Regions from separate parts of the Homo sapiens genome. Here region 1 is linked to region 2. A link is an interaction called in ENCODE POLR2A ChIA-PET data of the cell type or tissue named here. Cell type or tissue: Caco-2. All regions are shown on one strand. Each heading gives the region's core, and the rest is flanking DNA. Links, peaks and the distances in the headings are about the cores only.

Region 1 (9,602 bases), core at 2,715-7,714, 640 kb after region 2:
AGGTGCTGGTAAACCCGGGAGCCAGCGTTTACCGAGGGTCAGGGTTGTCGGGGCGCCAGCCTTTGTGTGCACCCGGGAGGCTGCTGTTAAGGGAGACCGTCTTCCGGGCCACTTCGCTGTCTACAAGGCGTGTGCTTTCACCCACGGGGCTCAGCGATGGCTGCGTTTGTTTACAGTCTCTGGCAAAGCTGTTTGCCACCCAGACGGAGAAGAAGTTGTGCCTGTTCTTGTCCCAGCTGTTTCTGAGTCTAAAGGTTTCTGGAGTGGACTTTCTGGGTTTCGGGTCCAGTCCACACGGGAAATGGAAATCTGGCCAGCTGAGAGAGGGCTCCGTGTGGCCGCCTTTCAACAGTAAACAGTGACTCACCGCTCCGTCCCCACCCTCCCTGCTCTCCGCGAATGGAAGATGCCTTTCCCCGCTATTTATTTTTGCTTTTTATAAGTCACAGACTCGTCATGTTTCCGCTTTCCTACAGTTTCAGGAAACTGGGAGTGTCGTCTTAAAATCATAGAGTTTTAGAGCAGGTACAAGCGAACTTGAGTGGCCACATGCCCCACCCCCCGACCAGCTGCTGTAGATGAGGAAGCCCAGGCCATGAGGTCTGCTGGCCTGTCCCACAGGCCGGTGGGGTCTGGTGTAGAGCCTTCCTGCTTCTCCGCACTGTGCGTCGGGTGTCCTGGGGAAGGTATTGGGGTGGAGACTGCCCTCTCCCTGCCCTCCCATGCGGGGCCGGCTCATCTCGTACAGCGGGGGCTAGTGTGGGGTGTAGGGAAGACCTTCTCCCTGCTTGCAAGGAGCTCACCATGCCTTGGGGAGGCCCCCTGTCCCCAGAAGGATCTAGAACCAGGCCTTGGTAGAGGGTGCTTGCCTACGCGAGGAGGAGAGCAGTGGGGAGTGTTTCTGGAAGAAGCAGGGCAGGGAACCACGTGCTCTCTGCAGATGGTGATCAGAAACCTGAAACGGCATTGGGGTGGGGGAGTCGGGGTTTGGGAGGAACCCCCAAGACTTTTGACTGCCTGTGGGGCTGTGTGGGGGGCACCAGGATCAGGGTGAGGGCATCCCATTTGGCAAAGCTGTGGTCCAGACAGGAGACGCTGGAGGCCGGAGCCTGGGCAGGTGCTGTGGGTTCAGGCGGGTGATGCTTGAGGGCTGGGATCAAGCCTGGTTGGCGCGTGGATGAGGAAAAGAGAGAGGGGCAGGGGCAACTCCGGTGAATGATGCGGTTGGGGGCTGGGGGGCATCTGGGCCCCCCGGAATGCCCCTGACTGGACTTAGAGGCTGGGAGCGGATTGAAGCCCCAGGGCGGCCGGGGGAGAACAGGATGCTGATGGGGAGCTGGAGGCCGAGGACAGGAGGATGGTGTGGTGGGAGCCAGGGCGGGGACTGGAGGGGGTGTGGTGTGTTCTGCAGTCTGCTCTCTGCTGCTGCAGCTGCCTGAGTCACCTCTGGATGTAGCGGAATGACACAGCTTCCTCAGACTGCAAATGCAAGGTGACCAGACGTCCTCCAAGCCGGGCCGACAGTCATGGCTTGCTGGAGGGCAGCCAGCCAGGGCCAGGCTGCTGGCTGGTATGGGCCGGGCTGCGGGGTGCCAAGTGGGGTGCCTCCCGCATGCTTAGTGGGGCTGTGTCCGGGACAGCCGGACAGTGGGGGCCCTCGCAGTGTAGGACCTCATCCTCAGTAGGAAGGGTGTCTGGCTGGTCTCTGGGACCAGCTGGGCTGCAATTAGTCGGTTGACACCTGTTTGACAGGCACCCACTGGGTACCAGTGCCACAGCGGCCCCACCTACCCTTGCGGCCCAGTGTGGAGGGCACCCGGCTTGGGGTCTCTGGCAGAAAGGCTCCTGGGAGAGGCGGGTACACCTTGGGTGGCCTCTGGTTTTGTGGATTGCACCTGCCGTGGGAGTCACTGGTCGGGGGGCGGGAGGGCGCTTGCTGCTGTGCTGCTGGGTTTCTGAACCCGTGTCTCTCGCACAGAGCTCCCGTCCTCCGTTCCTGGTCTTCCTCCTGCCCCTCCTCCCTCTCCCGCATCCCACATCCTCGGAGACCCGCGGAGAATAGAAGTGGAAGGGCCACTCCGTCTTGGTCAGACTGGCTGGGCAGCTGAGGGGGTGGGGCATGGAGTCTGTGTCATCATTCACCCCTTGGGCAAGAACAAGTGACCCATCCAGAGCCCCCATGCTGGCCTCGTAGAGCGAGCGGCAGCCCCGATGCGTCCTCTCATCTGGGAAGAATCAGAGCCCCAAAGCTGAAATCCCCGTTTCTCTATGGGCATCCACAGCCGGGACCGTTCAGAGGGGTCATCCAGCCGTCAGCTGCTCAACTCACTTTTGCACTCTCTCTTTTTTTTTTTCCTAAAAGATAAGGTCTTGCCCTGTCACTCAGGCTGCTGGAGTGCAGTGGTGTGATCACAGCTCACTGCAATCTCGACTTCGAGGCTCAAGCAATCCTCCCACCTCAGCCTCCCGAGTAGCCGGGACCATAGGCACATATGTGCCATCACAACTGGCTATTTAAAATTCTTTTTTTTTTTTTTTTTGTAGAGATGGGGCCTTGTTATGTTGCCCAGGCTGGCCTGAAACTACTGGGCTCGAGCATTCGGCCTCCGGAGGCGTTGCTATTACAGGCAAGAGCCACTGTGCCCAGTCCCAACTTGGTGGAGAAAATGTTCCCTCCTGGACCCCAAAGCAGGTCCTTCTCAGCTTGTGCCAGCACAGCAAGAGGTGCCAAGGCTGCCAGCCCCCCACTGAGCAGGGTCAGGCCCATGGGTGACCAGTGAGTATTTGCTGGGACTTAAAAAGTTAAAAATGGCCGGGCATGGTGGCTCATACCTGTAATCCCAGCACTTTGGGAGACTGAGGCAGGAAGATCACTTGAGTCCAGGAGCTCGAGACCAGCCTAGGCAACATGGTGAGACCCTGTCTCTACAAAAAAGTTTAAAATTCTCTGGGTGTGGGGGTGCCCACCCGTAGTCCCAGCTGCTCGGGAGGCTGAGGCAGGAGGATCGCTTGAGCTCAGGAGGTCTGCAGTGAGCTGTGATTTCACCACTGCACTCCAGCCTGGGTGACAGAGTGACACCTTGTCTCTAAAATGAAAATTAAAAGGGAAAACATGATCCTCCAGAAGCTGAGGTGGCTGCCTGGGGATCACCTGCTCCTGAAAGCACAGTTCTGGACGACTGACCCTGGGCTGCCTGCCCTGCCGGGGGGAGCCCAGGGCTCTGATCCTCACCCTCTGCAAGGTGCCTTCCTGGGCGGAGCCGCCCTGCCCTGCGCTTTATGGAGCCCAGGCCCTCAGTCTGGATCCTGGAAAGGGGCGCCCGGCGTCCTGGCTCCGTCACTCATCCCCAGCTGCAGCCGCAGGAATTGCCTCTGTCTGAGGCTGCTGGCAGTTCCTTTTCCTTGAGAGGAAGTGATGCCCCCGCTGAGCCTTGTTTAGTTCTGCGTCACGTCGAGGTGTCTGGCCTTGGGTTGAAAACCCTGCCTCTTCCATCCGAAAACCAGTTACCTGAGAGCTGTTCCAAGTTATAGGTGGTGCCGGAGAACTTTGCTGCCCGGCGCTGCTCCCGGGACGTGGGGCGTGAGCGCTGCACCCTTACTTACGTCGGCTGCTGGGGCCCCACAGCGGAAACTCAGACCCGCCCACCCAGGCCCCCGCTGTGGCGCTGAACACTGCACTTCTCTGGTGACCACCGAAACTCAGAGGAGCTCGGGGTGTCGGGTGCTTGTGCGTGGCGATGCTGGTGTTTTGTTAGCTGCTGGGCGTAAGACACAATGCGAGGACGTCGTTCCTCGGGGGCTGCTGGAGGGGAGCTTGGCTGCAGTGCTGACCAGGTGCTAATGCAGTAGCCCCTGCCTTGGGCCCGGGGTAGTGCACGGGCGTCTCTGCGACCCCAGGCACGCTTTCCCCCTGGATGACACCCTAAGGCTGCGTCTCTGGCCCTGGGGTGGGAGCGCTTTCTACATGTGCTCTGGCGGCCCTGGAGGCCATGTGAGGTCGGACAGTTCACAAAACCCCATTTAGGGCAGTCGTCATTTTTAGATCAGTTGCTTTACAAACTTTTTTTGTGCATACAAAACTCTTCTCTGAATGTCCTTCCAAAAGCAAGCTGTCATCTTTCTTGCCTCTGATGTTTAAAGCGACATTAGGTTAAGGCTACTTGGATTTATTCTGTGCATGGTGGGGAGAGGGAGGCGCCAGCACCATCCCATCCCGTGCTGGGTTCCTGAGAGAAGCTTTGCTGCTTGGCTGGGCCGTCCCGCTGCGTCGTCTCTCCAGGCGCGTGGCTGGTCCAGGCTTCCTCGGCAGAGCAGAGTCGTGACCTGCCCAAGGAGGTGGGGGGCAGGCTTGCGAGCACAGCGTGGGGGCCGCCTGGGAGCCCTGCGTCCGCCAGGTCCTCATTCTTCAGAGGGCCCCAGTGCAGGTGTGCCTCGAAGTACTGGGGTTGGAGCGGGGCACAGGCGTGCTTCAGTAGCCCTGGCAACCTTGACCTCCTGGAAGTAGTCAGCCACCCCTCCTGGGGCGCCCCCGGCTACCGTGTGCCTCCGCAGTGTCACAGGGCATCGCGGAGGCATCTTTTTAGTGGAAAGATCCCCACGCTGAACTCTGCCCCTGGCATCTGGCCGAGCCCCACACGTCACCGTGGGTCTGGCCAGACGGTCCTGTCCCCCGGACCTTCCTTTTCCGCCCGGCTGTGCTGCCACGGCGGGCAGTGGGCCCGGGGGCCCAGGAGCGGGTCCTTGCTGGGTGGGAGGCCCGGGTGTGTGGGAATGCGCGCGGCTCTGTAAACATCTGGTGACTCACCGCATAGCTATGTCGTGGCCGGCCTGTGCACTGACGTGCTCGCAGTGGAGCTGGAAGCGGTGCCCGCGGCCCCTCCCTCTGACATGGAAAAGTTTCTCATGGTGCTCCCAGCCGCCGGCATTTGCAGGTCCCCACGGTGGCGGAGGCAGCTGGGCCCCAGCCTCTCCACTGTCACCCTCACCCCAGGACGTGGTGCGAAGGAGCCTGGAGCCCACCTGGCCGTCCCCGGGACCGGCTGGTGCCATCCTGTGCCATCTACGTCAGCGCCCTGAGATCAGCTGGCCTTGGCAGGGGCAGCGGACTCGGCAGCCTGGCGCAGGACCCTGTCTCACCTGTGCGGCCCTCTTGTTGTGGGGGTTTGTGGGTTGCGGGGGTGGGGCCCCCATCGGAGGCAGGGCTGGAGGGTGGAGGGATTTGGGCCCGAGGGCTCCCTGGCCCAGGGTGTGGGGAGGGTCCTGGGCTGGCAGGGAGGACGGGATGCGGTCACCCGCCCCCATGATGCCCATGTCCAGTGGAGGTGCTGACCAAGGACACCCCCCACCGCCGTGTGCTGCTCTGATGTTCCTGTGGGAACCTGTGTCTGGTATTTGGGGTATGGGAGTGGGTGCTGTGAACCCCTGTCCCGCGAGCTGCCCGGCGCCTTCTGCCCGCCCGTCCCGGCCGCCGGGTGCAAATGGGTTTGTTGACTGCCTGCCGGCCTCGTGATGTCTGTGCAACCTGACCTGAAGTCAGGATCGCGTTTGGGCTTCTCGGTTTCCATGACAACCGTGGGGGCTGGCTCGGTCCCAAGGTCGCCATGGCAACTATCGGAGGGCTCATGCCGGGGATGCTTTGGCTGGGTTTTTCATGAATGATTAGAATGTGTGACACAATGCAGACGTGAGGACGGCGGGGGCGGCGGCGGGGACGACTCCCGCCAGACGGTCAAATGCTCGGCAGGGCGGCGGCTCCCCCACCTCCCTGGTCTCTGGCTGCGGCCCCCGGACCTGCCGCCCCTCAGGAACCCCACACCCCCTTGGGCCGCAGGGTCCTCGCTCGGGGGCAGCTTAGGTGGAGGTGGTGATGTCACAGCCGCAGCGGCCAGGGCCGTGGTAGGTGTCCCGTGGCCTGTGGGGAGGGCGGGGCGGGAGGGCGGCTGGGCCTCCACCCAGGCCCACCGTGGGGGATGGCGATGTCAGGGGCTCCCCAGAGGCCCCCTCTCGGGGATCCAGGCTGGGTCCGGAGCACCGGAGCCTTTGCCAGTGTAGGGTCGCTGTCCAGCGGGGCCCCACACTCCTCGGGGCCGGCACAGCTGTCTTGAGGGAGGGAGGTTTTGCCACCAGTCACTTTGGTCCTCGGTACGGGGCACCTTGTGCTGTGCAGGTGCAGACGTCTTCTCTGACCTCAGGGAGAGTCAGAACAGGAAGCAGCCACTGCCGGCGCCTGCTGGTCACCCCACAGTGCCGGCGGCTGCAGCCCAGGTCTGCAGGGCAGCAGGGGGCCGCACCTGGCTGCCAGGCCCTGGGGTGGGGTCCCAGCCGCTCTGTGGAGTGTGCTAGAGTGTGAGGTGCAGCCAGACCTTTCCCTGAACCCTCAGGCAGGGACAGAGGCCGGGCCAGGATGCCTCACCCCCTGGGAAGCCCCTCAGGACGGGCTGGGCCCGGATGGTGCCCCGTCTTGTTTTCATGGTGCTGTGACTGTCCACCCCGGGCTGAGAAGCATCCCTGCATGGGAGGTGGGCACCCTGTCCGGCGCTGCCGGCCCTGACCTGTGCTGGCTTCTCTGCTTGTCCATGTTTTCCAGCTACGAGTTCCAGGGAGCTCTGTCCTGGTGACCGTGCCCGGGTTATGACGACTAATCCCAAACCGAATAAGGCATTAAAGGTAAGGCTGGTTCCAAGCAGGCCCCGTCTCAAGCACAGGCGTGGGAAAGGCCCCCGGCCCGACAGCCCCTGCTATCCCAGGGCCGTCCTGAGCCTGTGATGGAGGCCTCCCTGTTGCCAGGAGGAGGGGGGCTGCTGTGGCCGAGGGATGTTCACAGGAGAGGTGGAGTCAGGATCGGGGACTGTGGTTCCAGGCGATGACTCCCAGGCTGAGGGCGTGGCAGGGTCTGCTGCCTTCCCGCCTGGGCTGTGTGTCCGCCGGGCGCTACTGCATGAGCTCATCCCCTGGCTCCAGGCGTGGGCAGCGTGGCCAGCGTGGCCTCTGGTGAACGCGATGCTCCAGCTCCCAAGGCCCGAGCCCACCTGTGCCTGGCGCTTGCCGCCTCCACAATGGCGTGTGCCTGTGGGCCGGCTCAGTCCCAGCAGCAGGACCCATGCACTCTGGGTCCTCATGGGCTCTGAGGCTGTCGGTAACCAGGAGTGACCGATGTCACCACTGGCTTTTCCCGTTCAGAAAGGGTCCTGTGGGGCCACAGCTGTCACATGGGCTGCCTGCGTGCACAGTGTCCTGTGGTCCCTGGTGCGGATGGCGAAGGCCAGCCCTGAGAGCGCAGGCGTGCAGGGGCACCGCTGGGTTCCTGGCCACCCCAGTGTCGGTCCCAGGCAGACACCCCACGTTCTCCCGCCGCTGACCCCGCACTGTGGCCCCCCAGGTCAAGAAGGAGGCGGGCGAGAACGCCCCGGTGCTCAGCGATGATGAGCTGGTGTCCATGTCGGTGCGGGAGCTGAACCAGCACCTGCGGGGTCTCACCAAGGAGGAGGTGACCCGCCTGAAGCAGCGTCGGCGCACACTCAAGAACCGCGGCTACGCGGCCAGCTGCCGCATCAAGCGGGTGACGCAGAAGGAGGAGCTGGAGCGGCAGCGCGTGGAGCTGCAGCAGGAGGTGGAGAAGCTGGCGCGTGAGAACAGCAGCATGCGGCTGGAGCTGGACGCCCTGCGCTCCAAGTACGAGGCGCTGCAGACCTTCGCGCGCACCGTGGCCCGGGGACCTGTGGCGCCCTCCAAGGTGGCCACCACCAGCGTCATCACCATCGTCAAGTCCACCGAGCTCTCCTCCACCTCCGTGCCCTTCTCGGCTGCATCCTAGTGCCGGCCGGGGGCGGGGGGTGGCGGGCGGCGGGCGGCGGGCAGGCGGGTGGGGGCACACCCCTCGTACCTGTCACTGGGATGCAGACTCTCGACATCCGAGTCCAAGCGCAGGCCCCTCGGGCGCAGGCAGCTCACACCAGGAAGAGACTGTATTGCAGGGTGAAGAGTGGGCTCCCGTGGGCCCAGAGCTGCACGCCGGTCCACAGACACACTCACGCCCGCCACCTGCTCCCCGCAGGATGTGTCTGTGTGTGGGAATTGGTATCTTGCACCCGTGGGAGTCGGGACATATAATGGAAAGGCCCTCGGGAAGTTCCGCGTCCTCTGTGGGGGCTGCCGGAAGACACGGCCCCAGGAGTCAGGCCCCTGTGGTCAGGTCTAGCATGGGGCTTGTTTTCCACTCCTGCTGTAAGCAGCCTTCGACACCTGTCCTGCCACGGCCTCCCAGCCGGTGCGGGAGCCCCTCACTGCCCTGACCGACTCCGCAGTCCCCGGGGAGGAGCATGGATGGTGTGTCGGCAGCTCCGTCCTTCCAGCTGTCCCGTTGCAGTGCCCGTGATCCGCGTCTGCCTTAGCAGGGGCCTGCGTGAGTGGGCACGGTGTGGGAGGTCGCCTGCGTGGGGTGGTGTCTGTGTGTGTGCACGCACGCCTGCCATCAAAGCAGCAGGGCTGAGGGGGTGCAGCTTGCTGGTGTTCACTGGGGGAGGGCCTGTGGGCACACATGGCAGAGAGAGTGGCTCACACGTCGTGAGGTCTCCCCTGTGCTCTGGTGACCCGAGGAGGTCGTGCAGCACAGCGCAGAAGCCCCTGCCCACGGGATCCGGCCCCCCAGACACCGACCCCACAGGCCGTCCCGGATCTCAGCGGACACAGGCAGGAGCGCCCCATCATTTGACGGTGAGCAGGACTCAGGCTGTGTGTCCTGGAGCTACTTCTCACCAACTGTGGTCAGTGCAGGGGGAACGAGGAGGTCTTTTGGGGGCCTGGCGAGGGGAAGGGCTGCTGCAGTCTAGGGAGAGGGGGTGCAGCCTGGGGGATGTTGGTGGACATGGATGTGGAGGTGGAAGGAGGAGGACGTTGCGTGGAGTGGTGGGAGGAGGCGGGAGCCGTGTGCGAGAGCAGGTGGAAAGCCTTGAGGGGCAGGACCAGGATGCAGCTGGCTTGTAGAAGAGCTCAGGAGTGAGCCTGGCACTCCAGAGGGCGCGGCGGGTGGGGAGGCAGCAGGCACCAGTCCAGGAGAGCTTCGTGGACGTGGCTCCTGCGCGCACACCCCCAGGAGCACAGCCACGGGCTGCAGGTGTGGCTGGCCTCAGCACTCAGTCCTCACCCGGAGCCTTTGCCTGCTCCTCCTTCCAAGAGCACTGAGGCACCAGTGGGCTTGGCACTCCACCTTGGGCTTCCTTTTCCTGGAGAGCCGCCTTGAGGGTCCCTCCTGTGACTGGGGTCTCTGCAGCGAGAGCCGCGGGGGTTGCGGAGCCCCTGCCTGGGGGAGCTGGCGGAATGTGAGCCGCCGGCCGGGGGCCGCCACATAAGACCTGCAAGGTGGTGCCTGGGGCCCTGGCTCCTTCTCGGCTGCCCCTGCCCACCCAGTAACAGCCCCCACCAGCTACAGAGCCCAGGCGGGTGCCAGCCACGCTGGGAGGGCAGAGGACAGACAGCCCCGGGGCTGCGACTTGGTTCTGTGTCTACTGTTAGAAGTTGAGTGGGAAGCTGCAGGCCCGCCAGGACCACTGGGTCCCTACAGAGCAAAGGCCTGCGTGTTCCCAAACAGCCGTTGCCCCCGTGGC
Region 2 (6,591 bases), core at 1,592-6,591:
ACCCCTAGGCTGGGATTGGGAGACCTCTACTCCGCCCTAGAGTCCCAGCTCCTCATTGGAGAAGTGGGATTCAGCATGTTCTGTGTGAGGGCTGAGGGGCCCAGCATTGGGGGGGTGGGCTGGCAGGCACAGGGGACCCCCGACCCGGGATGCATCCCCCACACTGTCCTTCATGCTGAGCTTGGCTTGGCTTTCAGGCTGTGGACTCTGCCCAGGAACTGCCTGGCGGGCCTCAGATGGAGGGGGCACCTGGGGAAGGGGGGCACCTGGGGAAGGGGTGCTGGGGGGCACCTCGGGTAGGGACCGTCTCCCGTGTACAAGGAGCATGGCGCTGTGACTAGCTCAGACACCGTGTCCTCCCTCCAAACCTCAGGGAGCGAGGGCCCTGTCAGGTCCCTGGGAGCAGACGAAGATTCTCCTGAAGCCAGGGAGGCAGGGCCACGTGTTCCCAGCCCAACTTCCTCCCCACTCCATCCTCGGACACACAGCTGGAACCATGCCAGAGCCACATTTTATTCCAGGATGCGACACGGGGCGGCGGATGCCTGGCCTCGGAAACCCCCTCCCTGCCTATGAGGGCTTGTCCAGGGCTCCCCTGGAACACAGCTCAGCCAGGCAAGGCTGGGAGAGGGCTGGGCCCCCCAGGTGACCTGCAGACGCCTCCCCCACCTACATGCCCCACGCAAGGGGAGCCCTGGAGCCCGGCCTGCCTTGACAGGAAGGAGATAGGTGAAAAATAAATACACGGCTGGGCCGCCTGCAGCAAGCGCGACAGTGCCCGGGACCCCCAGGGCCACTCCTGCCTCTGGTGGCCTCACCGCGGCCCAGGCCCTCGTCCCCAAGGGTTCAGACACCACTGTCGGCGAGCACCGTGCTGGGCGCAGAGGCCACGTGTGGTGGGACGGCAGCCTGCTGGCCCCTCCAGGTGAGGACCAGGAGCACAGGCTGTGGCAACTCCAGCCCGGGCAGGGGCCGGGACCTGTGTGGATAATCCACCCAAACACCCCACGGCCCTCATAGCCCCGTGACACACAACAGGCGCTCAATAAATAGTCGTGGAGGTGGGGGGAGGGCGGGGCGGCATGCGAGCAGGGCCCAGTCCCCAGCGGCCGGCAGCTGCCCACCGTGCTGGCCCCAAGCAGGGCTCTGCGCTGAGGCCTGGAAGTTCCCACAGCCGTGGTGGGCGGCTCCTGGGGGCTGTGTCTGAGCTCGGGAGCCAGACTGGGCCCTGGAGGAAAGGGGGCCCCGGGTCAGGGAGGGGCAGGTTGGCTGGGTGTGGTCAGCAGCAGCATGACGGGGTTAGAGATCAGGCCCAGGGCCTGGGCTGCCTGCCTTGAGGTTCCAGAGAAGCATCCTGGAAGCTGAAGCTCGGGCCCTACCTGGCCGCGCCGGGCTGCCCTGAGGAGCAGGTGGGGCCAGGTGGCCTCAGGACGCCAGAGCCCCCCCATCCACGGGTCCCCTCCGTCCAGCCACAGTGAGTCCAATGTCCGTGGTCCTCCAGCCGCACTCGCTAAGGTTTATGCTTGAAGTGCGCCTCCACTGCAACGGAACAGGGTCCAGCGTTGTCACAGCGGCGGGGAGCTGGGAGCCCTTCCAGGCCGCCGGCCGCCCGCCCCCCTCACCTGCGTACTCCTGGGGCAGCATGGGCCTGTCCACCGCCTTCTGGAAGGCCGCCACCCACTCCCTCTGGTCGGACTCCGTCTCGCAGGCAAACAGAAACTTGCGGTCGGGCGTGACGATGGTGATGCCATGTGGCCAGTGGTGGCCCTGGGTGGACGGCGGGAACCCATGCAGCACCGTGTAGCCACTCTCCTTGCTGCCAATGAAGACTTCCCCTCGGGCGAAGGCGTCCTGTGGGTGGGGACCGCACTGGAGGCGGGGCCATGTCCCTTCCAGCCCCGCTTCACTCAGGCCAGGACTCGGGAGGCCACCCGCCCTCCTGGTCACGCATCTGGCAACCCCAGCCAGTGAGCTGCCCTCCCGTGCTGGGGCCACAGCTCCTCCTTACCAGGGGGTCTTTGAAGTACATGAGCCTGCGGTCATCCATGGTGAACCAGCGCTTCCGGAAGCCTTCCGTTTGCTGTGGGTCAGAGAGGGCCCGTGACCGGCAGGTCGCCGAGGCAGGCCCTACATCCAGCTGACCACAGCACACCCCGGAGGGCAGGGCCCAGACTGGCCCGGGTCAGTCACCTCCATTCACTCACGCCTGCCGCTGGCCACGCCCCACGAGGCCTCCGCACACGCCTGTCCTCCAGCCTCCACACGGCACCTCCCTCCTGCTCCTCCAGGTCCCCCAGCCCTCCCTGGGCCCCAGATGGGGGCCCAGGCCTCACTTACGAGCCCTCACACCTGCACTTCTCCTCCGGGACCACCAAGACTCCCAGGATTTGTGTCTCCCTCCCACATTATGCCTCAGGGAATGGCAAGATGTGGGCCCCTGGCCGCGCAGGTGCACGGTCCCGTGGGTGAGGAAGCTGGTCAGACGTGAGCGGGCAGGGAGGGTCTAACCAAAGCCTAGGACAGTGGCCCGAGTCCTCGGGGACCCCGGCCAGGCACAGACAAGGGGCTGTGAGGACCCACCAGACACCAGTTTAAAACACAGGCGGCAGCTGGCAAGGCTGCTGCACTTCAGTCCGAGACCCACCATGGCGTACCCCAGGCCACCCCAGGCCGCACGTGCGGCACACCCACCTTGGGCCCCGTCTTCTCCATGTAGCCTTCCTTCAGGTAGTTCCTGGAGAGCTTTGGCACCAGCTAGGGCAGGACACACCAGGCAGGGGACCTCAGAAGTGCAGCTCAGGCCGAGCCCCTCCCTGGCTGTGCCCCTCTGTGCTCCCCTCACCCCGGGCCACCAGGTCAGGGCCCAGGCCTGGCTTAGCCTCCGCAGGATCCACATTTCTGCCTCTGCTTGCCACCCCTTCCCTCCCCGCTTTCCCCTTTGGCTGAGCTGAAGTTCTAGAGTGAGGCAGGAGGGCTGCAGGCACGTCAGGGTGAGCCCTTGGCCAGTCCCAGGCCCACCCTAGGGCTCAACATCATCCCAGACTCAGGGCACGAGGGCTCCGTCCACCCCCCACCCCACCACCCCTGTCTGCCCTGGAGCTGACCGCAGGGCCGCCACTCACATCTGCGTCGCCGGCCCCTGGGAATGCCACCTGCAGGTAGTGGAAGCGAGCAGCTCGGAGTGCATTGAACCAGTCCACAATCTCCTAGGGGCAAAGGTGGGCACAGGCTTGGGCTGAGGAGGCTGCAGCGCTGGGGTCCCCACAGAGGGGCTGGGGTCCCCACAGAGGGGCCGCTTCCCCCAGAGCCCAGCCCCTTCCTCCTCCCCGGCACCTCAGCTCCCAGCAGTCCTGCCGCAGGCCTGGCCCCTGTGCCCACGCTGAGGCCGGGGCTGCTACACAGGGGCTGCCCCTCTGCGGGAGGGCAGGTGCAGCCTCCCCCGGCGAAGTCCTGAGAAGGGCCGAAGGGCCGAAGGGCCGGGCCGGGCCGGGCTGGACAGGGTCGGGGGCTGCCATCCAAGCTCACTCTGTGGCCCTGGTGCTGCTGGGGCCTGGGCCAACTTGCCTTCCTTTCAGATGGTGCTATTTTTATGAAGATCCTTATTTTGTAGCTCAAGCAAGTCTTGGGGTGGTGGGAGAAGGGAGGCTCATCTGTTTATAAACGCCCTTGGAGCTGTGGCCCCTACCGAGAGTGGGCAGAGAGCAAAACTGCTCTCCAGGGAGCCGCCCTGGTCCTCTGGAGAGCGTGGGGTGGGCCAGCACCCTGGAACAGAGGGCCCATAGCCCAGGCCTGGCACCCAGCCCCACGTCGGGTGCCCTCTGGGTCTAGACTTCAGCCTGGCTGTCCCCTGCCCCTAGACCCAGCGCCCCTCCTGGGGTCTGCCCAGACCCTTGGCCCCATGACATTATAACCTGCGCCCTGGGCCTCCTGTTCAGCCTACAGCCTGGAGCTGGTGACCTCTGGAAAGGTGCCCATCTTTACTCTTGGCTGCACCCTCTCCTGCCCAGGAAGAGCCAGGGAGCCCCATCCCTCCTCAGGCTTCTCCCCAGCCCCTTTGGCCTTGACTTTTGTCCCACAGGCAAAGCCCCCAGCACTGGACCAATCCAGTCACGGCTTCTCCAGCTGGCACCCGGCCCAGCACCAGCTGGAGGATGGTGTAGCCCCAGGCTCCTCCCATAGCAGTGGGATTGCCCTGTCCTCTTCCAGTGGCCCCACCCAGCAAAGCCCCACCCACCCCGACTGCCCCTCATCGGCCTCCAGCCCTGCTTTCTCCTGTGGCCCTTCCTCCTAGGCCACGCCCACAAGCCACACCCACGCCACCCAACCAGCCCGAGGCCCCGCCTCCCCTCCTTCCCCCGCCCACCCTTTCCTCCGGCCCGCCCCGTCCCATTTGGCCCCGCCCTCCCTCCTCCTAGAGGAAGCTGAACCCGTCCACACCACACTGCCCCAAAGGCCTTGGGAATTCACAGCTCCAGGTCCCCCGGAAATGCAGGGGGCTCTAAGCAGAACTGGTTGGAAAATCGCCCCTTTTCCCCCAGCAGGAGATGGAGCCGACTCTGGGGCTCCGGGCAGACGGGGCATGCCTGGTGCACTCCACGCTGGAGCTCTGTGACCCTGCAGGCTGCAGCGGAAACTCCCTCAGCTCCCACAGCTGGGGGCCAAGCGTCTGCCCTGGGCGGGGGGAATTATCTTTGGAGGATCAGGAGTTGGACACCAGCCTGACCAACATGGTGAAACCCGGTCTCTACTAAAAATACAAAAATTGCGGCTGGGCGCAGTGGCTCACACCTGTAATCCCAGCACTTTGGGAGGCTGAGGCAGGTGGATCACCTGAGGTCGGGAGCTCGAGACCAGCCTGACCAACATGAAGAAACCCCGTCTCTACTAAAAATACAAAATTAGCTGGGTGTGGTGGCGCATGCCTGTAATCCCAGCTACTCGGGAGGCTGAGGCAGGAGAATGACTTGAACCAGGGAGGCAAAGGTTGCAGTGAGCCGAGATTGCACCACTGCACTCCAGCCTGGGTGACAAGGGCGAAACTCTGCCTCAAAAAAAAAAAAAGAAAGAAAAGAAAGAAAGAAAAATAAATACTCCAAGAACCAAAGGCTCTCTGAAAAACTAAATGCATGACAGCAGAAACAAAACCCTCAACACAGTGTTGGAGACAAAGTTGAAGAAATTTCCCAGAAAGTAGAAGAAAAATGAACCAGTTTAAGAGCACCAATAACAGGAGTTTCAGAAAATGAGAACAGGGAAAGTGGAGGGAGGAAATCATTAGATAAGAAAGCAATCCCTGACCTCATGGAAACCAGTAACTGGACTGGAAGGGCCACCCTGGGCCTGTACCCAGCACATGAAAAGACGAGGGACCCTTGCCAACACACGCACAGCATTGGAGAATTTCAAAACCGCGGGACAAACGTACTAGGATGGAGGAATCCGTGGTGCAAAGCCTTCAGAATTAGCAGGAAAATTAATTCCAACCTAGAATTCTATATCTAGCCACAGTCTAAGCCAGGCAGGAGGTAGAACAGTCCAAGGTGCCAGGTGACCCCTTTCCCTCCAGGCACATCACTTCTACCAAGAGGAATAAGTAAACGAGAAAGACGTAGGACCCGGGCAGCAGGGCTCCACCCAGGAACCAGATGAGGCTGCAGGAGCGAGATCTCCAGGCCGTGGGAGTCGCAGGCTCCTGGTGCCCGACTGCCTCCAGAGACAACAGTCTGCGGAGAGTCTGCGGCAACACATGGTCAACTGCGGCAAGGAACACAGCCGCTTACTGTGGGAAGAGCGATCACAGCGTGCTCTGAGGCCAGGGGCTGCACCCGACTCGGCCCCCTAACAAACCCAGGGTCAGATGCCAGCGGAGCACGGCAGGCAGGGGACGGGCACGTGGGAGGGGATGGAAAGAGCTGGAACCTCTACTTCCACGTGGGAAGTTGTCAGATGGTGCCTAAAGTGGGTAAATCTGCAGCGACACCGGCAGCTTATTTTTGGATATGGGGACCAATTCCCAACGGGGGTTAGGAGGGACCTCAAACTTCTGTTTCTCAAGATTTAGGAACGATATAGCGCTTTAGACCGTGTGCACACAGACGTGTGATAAACATAGAAACAAGAACCTAAGTAACAAAGAGGCTGGGCCCACCGCTGCGCCCCCTGCAGCCTGGCCCAAAGACAAAAGGATAGCTTTTGTGGGGGTTTTACCTGGGTTCCCCCCAAGCCCTCCAGAGATGCGGGGTACACCCACCCTCCCCGCCGCCACACCAAGGGCAGCCAAAGGAACCCTACCCAAACCACCCCAGAGCCGGCTACCGTCCACATCTCCTCCCCGTAGGACCCCAGTTCCCCCCGAGGTCCCCTCTGGGCATTGTGGGGGCGGTGGATCCTCTAGCCCGAGCTGGCAGCCCCCACTGACAGGGCCAAGCTGGGTGGCCCCAGAGACAGCGTGGTGATCCGGCTCCTGGGCAGCCCGGCCCTGGGAAGCTGCCTTCCTGCACCTGTCTTCCCATGCTGCCCGGCGCCAGTGCCCACACTCCCACACGTCCAAGCACCCGCCTTCCCACGCTGCCCAGCCCGACTTCCCGCCTT

What was found. ChIA-PET counts read pairs that join two places held together with the same protein. Peaks named below come from ENCODE experiments on the same cell type or tissue, not always from the same donor. Only the 100,000 strongest peaks of a DNase experiment are listed, where the experiment ranks them.
Region 1: POLR2A ChIA-PET joins it to region 2 with 5 read pairs; 1 of 35 experiments calls an interaction of 5 or more read pairs at or near these places.

The regions. Positions count from the first base shown.
Region 1 is chr7:1,532,563-1,542,164 of GRCh38, forward strand. It overlaps MAFK (MAF bZIP transcription factor K), which reads left to right. Exons shown (of 3, transcript NM_002360.4): 2 at 6,587-6,666; 3 at 7,379-9,602. The coding sequence starts at 6,631. The coding sequence ends at 7,813. LOC100128653 (a long non-coding RNA gene) reads right to left here and starts at 2,318. Exons shown (of 1, transcript NR_149036.1): 1 at 1-2,318. RefSeq lists enhancers at 176-325, 251-545, 3,043-3,986, 3,987-4,930, 5,875-6,817 and 1 more. In Caco-2, for the core only: no CTCF peak of the experiment used is centred there; DNase peaks (open chromatin) are centred at 4,529, 4,819 and 5,569; H3K4me3 peaks cover 805 bases.
Region 2 is chr7:897,411-904,001 of GRCh38, forward strand. ADAP1 (ArfGAP with dual PH domains 1) reads right to left here. Exons shown (of 11, transcript NM_006869.4): 7 at 3,123-3,206; 8 at 2,692-2,754; 9 at 2,009-2,080; 10 at 1,623-1,851; 11 at 490-1,539. The coding sequence ends at 1,511. Among named protein-coding and RNA genes, the nearest start is that of GET4, 24 kb to the left of the region's middle. RefSeq lists enhancers at 1,364-1,951, 1,952-2,538, 4,597-4,656 and a silencer at 4,167-4,236. In Caco-2, for the core only: no CTCF peak of the experiment used is centred there; a DNase peak (open chromatin) is centred at 4,291.